Linked DNA regions of Homo sapiens: region 2 is linked to region 1. The links are chromatin contacts, found by Hi-C or POLR2A ChIA-PET in ENCODE. All regions are on one chromosome and are shown on one strand. Each heading gives the region's core, a stretch centred on a gene start or an enhancer-like site at or near the end of the contact. The rest is flanking DNA. Distances are from core to core; before and after follow the strand shown. Region 1 has its middle 130 kb from the start of CACNA1I. Region 2 overlaps FAM83F (family with sequence similarity 83 member F).

The links. A loop is a pair of places that touch in the nucleus more often than their neighbours do. ChIA-PET counts read pairs that join two places held with the same protein, here RNA polymerase II (POLR2A). Pooled maps may share reads with other maps.
Region 2: a loop to region 1 is called in a map of CD4-positive, alpha-beta T cell, with 2.0 times the contacts of the local background. The contact joins two enhancer-like sites. A Hi-C loop is called at or near these places in 3 of 168 maps with a recorded cell type or tissue (CD4-positive, alpha-beta T cell, PC-9 and heart right ventricle), 4 of 37 single-sample maps with no recorded cell type and 4 of 50 pooled maps. POLR2A ChIA-PET finds 5 or more read pairs at or near these places in 1 of 52 experiments (H1).

Annotation. Positions count from the first base shown.
Region 1 is chr22:39,702,456-39,705,352 of GRCh38, reverse strand. No RefSeq gene overlaps it. Among named protein-coding and RNA genes, the nearest start is that of CACNA1I, 130 kb to the right of the region's middle. Within about 2 kb of position 1,357, at least 2 of the 41 ENCODE cell types and tissues checked have a DNase peak (open chromatin) inside an H3K27ac peak, as active enhancers do.
Region 2 is chr22:40,021,496-40,024,392 of GRCh38, reverse strand. It overlaps FAM83F (family with sequence similarity 83 member F), which reads right to left. Exons shown (of 5, transcript NM_138435.4): 4 at 2,430-2,897. Among named protein-coding and RNA genes, the nearest start is that of TNRC6B-DT, 22 kb to the left of the region's middle. RefSeq lists enhancers at 712-1,212, 1,213-1,713. Within about 2 kb of position 1,357, at least 2 of the 41 ENCODE cell types and tissues checked have a DNase peak (open chromatin) inside an H3K27ac peak, as active enhancers do.

The DNA of each region.
Region 1 (2,897 bases), core at 108-2,607:
TGCTTTCATGAGCATGGGGAAGTGGTGAGGCCAGCCTTCCTGGTCTTCCAGAACTTTCCCCATAGGTCCTTTGCCAGGCAGGAAGCGGAGCTCCTCTCGAAATTTACTTTGCGGCTCCTGAACAGAAATGGGATTTGCTTCAAGAATCCTAAACAGGCCAAGCGCAGTGGCTCATGCCTGTAATCCCAGCACTTTGGGAGGCCGAGGCGGGCGGATCATGAGGTCAGGAGATCGAGACCATCCTGGCCAACATGCTGAAACCCTGTCTCTACTAAAAATACAAAAATTAGCCGGGTGTGGTGGCACATGCCTATAGTCCCAGCTACTCAGGAGGCTGAGGCAGGAGAATTGCTTGAACCTGGGAGGTGGAGGTTGCAGTGCACCGAGATCGCGCTGCACTCCAGCCTGGGCCACAGAGCGAGACTTTGTCTCAAAAAAAAAAAAAAAAAAAAAAAGAAGATCCTAAACAGAAAGCTGGGCTCTGGAACTGGCCCTTGTGGCGTTGGCATCCCTGCCCTGCACACTGTGGCCTCAGGTGCCCCACTGTGCAATGGGGTCTCAGCCTGCCTGGAGCCCAGGGCCCAGGCCACACCTGCAGCTTTCCTCCTCCAGCCAGTCACTCTTTGGGGCCCCAACCCCTCCTGGCCACTCCGGACCCACAGGCAGCCTGCAGGTGCCCCACTAGAGTGGGAACATAGGCCAACTTCTGACCCACCTGAGTTAGGCAGTCCAGGGACAGCAGGGTGACCGCATAGCCCAAGGTGGCTGCAGACGAATAGTCTTGGGCCAAATCCCATTCTGCCTCCCACGCCTGGTCCAGTCAGGTTCCCCATGATTCAAGATCACGGCCCTATCCCTCGCTGCCAGCGCTGGCTTCCAGCTCATGCAGACTTCACAGCCAAGCCAGCTTTCCTGCTATCCGGCTCTGTTTCAGCCCATTATTCCTCATTACTCCCAAACCACTGTCTACAAAGCCTCTCCCTCCTCCACCTTTGTGCCCTTCAACGGTTTGCAACAGGACTCATTTCTTGGCTAAGGGACAGGCCATCAGTCTTCTTAATCTGGCCTCATAAATCAGCCACCTGAGTACCCCCGGGCGCCTCCACTGCCCGCCCCCACCGAATTCCTGAATCCTCTGGCACCTCTTGGGGCAGCCCCAGGACCCCCAGCTCCCTCCTGGCGGGGGCAGCCATGACCCCAATACACCCAGCACTGTCCTTCTCCCCTCCCCTCCCAGGGCCTGTCCCCCAGGACAGGCTGAGGGCTCACAGCTGCTCTTGCAGGATCCCTGCCAGCAGCCTCAGCAGCTGCCTCCCCTGTCAGCAGGGCCTTCTCCTGGAACGGGACATCTTAAGCTTGTTGGGATCAATTGCCCGTGGCGTTCCAGTTAATCCCCCTGGCAGGCGACTGTCAGCTTTAGCAAGAGGAGGCGCGAGGACTTGTCAGGACATAGCCTTCCCTTAGGGTATGGAGAGCAGAAAGGGGCCAGTGGGGTCTGAAGGGCTTGGGGGGTAGCGGAAGCACCCCAGGGCCCGTGATCCCATCTTTACAAAACGCTCCTGGGCTTTAGCCCCCACTTATCCAGAGCAATGGGCAGGAGGATGAACCAGAGTCCAGCACCTGGCCTGGTGCAGTGGGCACTCAGGAAGGCTGGTAAAAGGCTGTGTGGACCTAGGTGGAAGCTCCAGTGAAGAGAAAAGAGTGTGTGTGTCGGGGGTGGGGCTGTGGGTGTGGGTGTGGGGGGTGTGGGTGTGGGGGGTGTGTGTGTGGGTATGTGGGGGGGTGTGTGTGTTTCCTGGTGGGGGAGAGGGCCTAGAGGTATCCTTAGCCTCTAACGCCGCCCGAAGATCCCCAGCCAGACGTGCCCTTTAAGAATCGTTTGAATCCAGGAGGCGGAGGTTGCAGTGAACTGAGATCGCACCATTGCACTCCAGCCTGGGCAACAAGAGTGAAACTCCATCTCAAAAAAAAAAAAAAAAAAAGATTCACACAGCCAGTCATTCAGCTGCAACTGATTCTGCATCTGCTGCGTTCTTAGCAGACCATGATAGAGACGCAGAGCTTGCCTGCTGAGGTGTTTCTGCCAGAAGGCTTCCTGGAGGAGGGGTGTTAACCCTGCAACAGGCTGAGGAGACGAGGGGGTCATCAGCTACAGCAGCGCTTCTCAGACTGGTCTGGGACCAGCACCTGGGAGCTTGTAGAAACGCTGATTCTCAGCAGGGATCAGCCACTCCTGGGCAGGGCCCAGCACCCAAGTCTTAAGTGACCAGGTGTTTCTGGGGAGACCCACTAGGCTGGGGCATGGGAGACTGGGTCCCAAGGGAACCAGCATCCAGGGAATTCTCTCCTTCGGCCAAGAGTTTGCGGCCTGACAGTGTTCTCTGCACTGTGGTCAAGGGGCTCATAGGTGGACAAAGTGTGTACTCGGAGCACTGGCAAAGCAGAAAACAGTTCTAGAAGAATCTGGTATTTAGTATTTTTCCGGAAAGCATCAACATCAGCATCATGGGAAACGCTAGTATCCTGATGGACGCTCAGTCTCTTTTATCCCCCAAATTAGGCATTAGGACAATTGTTCTAGGAAGTGAATGTGTGTTCAGCTTCTCCCGCACAGTTGACCATTTCTTTGCCCTCTCACTCTTGCCTCTTGGGACCTTCCTTCTGGAAATATTTTCCTTTAGAAATGGCTCAAGGGAGGCTCCAAGCTCACTTGGGATTGTCCGAAGATGCCGACATCTTGTTCTTGAAAGATATTTTTACTCAGTACAAATGCGAGGTGGGCAGTTATTTAACCTGTTCATACTAGTGTTTGGTGACGTTGTTTTCCAGGCCTGTGGTCTCTATTAGTGCGGTCAGGAAGTTGGTCTGCCACCTAGTTGCCATGCATTTGTAGGTAA
Region 2 (2,897 bases), core at 108-2,607, 320 kb before region 1:
GCTGCTGCCTGAGGGGAGACACTGAAGCAGCCCCACTTGGCCATGGTGTGGGAAGCTGGAGGCCGTGAAAAAGGGCCTCTTAGGAGAGGAGCTCCTGGCCAGGCGCGGTGGCTTGTGCCTATAATCCCAGCGCTTTGGGAGGCCCAGAGGTAGGAGGATCACTTGAGGCCAGGAGACCAGCCTGGGCAACATGATGAGACCCTGTCTATACAAACAATTTAAAAAATTAGCCAGGCATGGTGGCACACACCTGTGAGCCCAGCTACTCAGGAGGCTGAGGTGGGAGAATCGCTTGAACCGAGGAGGTTGAGGTTGCAATGAGCTGTGGTCGCACCACTGCACTCCAGCGAGACATTGTCTTAAAAACAAACAAAACCAGCAAAAGACAGGAGAGGAGCTGCTGCTTCTCCCTCAGGCCTTGGGAGGGAGAGGAAAGGTGCGTGAATTTCAGGACTGCAGGTACTGGGCGCCCACCCAGGTGGGCAGAAGCCTTACCGGAGGAGGCTGCTCTGTGTTCGTCTAAAGGACGGACAAGGAACGGGATGATGGTTCCGGGCATCCCCGGACCTTCCTGGCTGTCCGTGCCCTCGCCCTCACTATTCCCTCTCTCTCTCTATCCCAGCATCAGGTGCCCTGGAGAGGAGCTTCCCAAGGGTACCGTCTGTGTCTGCAAGGCTGGCTCCTGGGCACCATGTGCAGACACCAGAGAGCGGCAGCAGGGGCAGGGCCGCCGTGACCACCCGAGATGTGGGAGCAGGGACATGGATGTGGAGGGACACGCAGAAGGCAGCGGGAAGGGACAAGACAATGGGCTTTGAGTTTCCATGGAAACTGCATCTCAGGGCGAGGGGCTGAAGGAAGAGAAAGCTTCCACTCCACTTCAGTCAGGACTCGGGAAATAGTCCTTGCTGCTGTCGGCTCGCCCCCTCCTTCCCCTCTTCCACCTCCTTCCCCTCTTCCCCTCGCTCCCTTGCCAGGTGTTCACCATGGCAACCCTTCCTCCAAACCAGAGGTACAGAGCAGGAGCAGCAGCAGCAGCAGCAGCTGGTGTTAGGGGAGCCAGGGAGCCCAGGAGGAATGGGGATGGGGCCAGCCACCCCTCCCCTGACAGAACATGGCTGTGCCCATGCCTGGTCTTGAATCCTGGCCTTACTACCACTTCCTGTGACCTGGGACCACTTCATTCACCTCTCCGAGCCATCTGCCACCTCTGTGCTTGAAGGGTGGTTGTGGGGGCAGAAGGGGAGAGAGAGTGCCTGTGCAGGACCTGGCAAGCCAGCAGCTCAGTCAACGTCTCCAGGCCAAACAGAAGGAACGCCCTGACACTCCCACTGTGCCCACAGCCACAGAGGCGCCCAGGCCTGTTCCAACTCCAAGAAGCAAAGTTAGCCAACATTTCCTGAGCACAGAATGTGTCAGACTCCAAAGCAGTGCTGGGGAATTAGCAGAGGGGATGACACTTGTGCTCCCTGCTCTCACACCATCACAATCCGGTTAAAGCTGGTGTGCAGGAATGCAGGAGTCCTGGAAGCCCTTGGGCCGGGCACACAAGACCTCAGGCCCTGCCATCGCCCACCTGGCCAGCCAGAGCCCAGTTCTCATCACTGGGCTCCACAGCGATGGAGGGAGAAACCCCACCATGGAAAGTCCCCTGACTCAGGGATGCAGAGATGAGAAAGGCACCGCCACCAGCCACCTGAAAGGCCACCCCAGAGACTGCTGCAGAGAGAGACATAAAGTCCAGGGCCTCCTGGGGATCCCAGAGAGATGCCCAGAAAGACGCTGCCATGGAACAATCCCACCCAGGGACAAGCAGCTGGGCAGACAGCACTCAGCAGAGGGACGTGGAGAAACCAAGTCGGACTGCCCGTCACAGAGACAGGAAACTGGGTCAGGGCACCAGTAGGGTACAGGGGAGGGTGGGGTGTGTCTAACCAGGTGAGATCCTGACAATAGGTGATCTGGCAAGGGAAAAGGTTTGCTAGAAAGAGCCCTCAACTCAGAGCCAGGGTCGAGCTGCAGCCATGCACCCCACTGTGCAGAGCCCCCGTTTCTTCACTTACAAAGGAGAAAGTTTCTCAGCTTATTTGATTTGTTGGGTTACCATGAGGGCTGATCTGAATGCCTTCTAGCAGTAGCATTAGAAGCTCTGAGACCCCTCCATGCCAAGCCTGGAATCCTTCTCTTTTTTCAGAGAAGAGGAAAATGAAACTCAGAGCTGCAGGACTTGCCCAAGGCCTCCAGGCAGCTAATGGCCGGGGCCAGAATGGGAACCAAGGACCCCGGAACCCCAGAGCTCCTGCCCTCTCTGTGCCCACAGATGGAATCTACTCCTCTGCAGGTATGAGGCAGTGCTCCTGGATAAGAGCCGATGCGGGGCGAGGGCCAGAGGCCTGGGGAGGCACCAGGCCAGAGGGAAGAGGGCTCACCTGAGATGTCAGCACTGGAATTCTCGTTGGGCCTCTTCCCCGTCAGAAACTCCACTTCAGAGGTCTCGGTGGAGACAGAGCTGGCCATGCCATTGGGCGCCGCAGGCCTCTTGGCTCGGCGACTGAAGAGCCTGCTGCTGAAGCGCCTGGCGGGGGCGGCCTCCCCCCGGGCCGCTTCTCCCATGCCGTTTCGGCTGGGTGCCTCTCGGGATTTGGGCTTCAGGTCTCTGTGCATGTGAGAGACCATCCTGCCATCCTTCTGGCTCAGCTCTCCCAAGGGGATGGGCTCCACGGGGGGCAGCACCTGCTCCACCGTAACCAGGTCTTTCAGGAAGCTCTCCAGGCGCCAGGCCGACTCGCCACCGCTGGCGCCCTCCTCCTGCCCCTCCGGGTTGCCGCCCGCCTCCCGCTGTTGCCGGGCAGCCCAGCGCATCATCTCCCCAGGCGGGTGGCGGCAGCCTGACACCA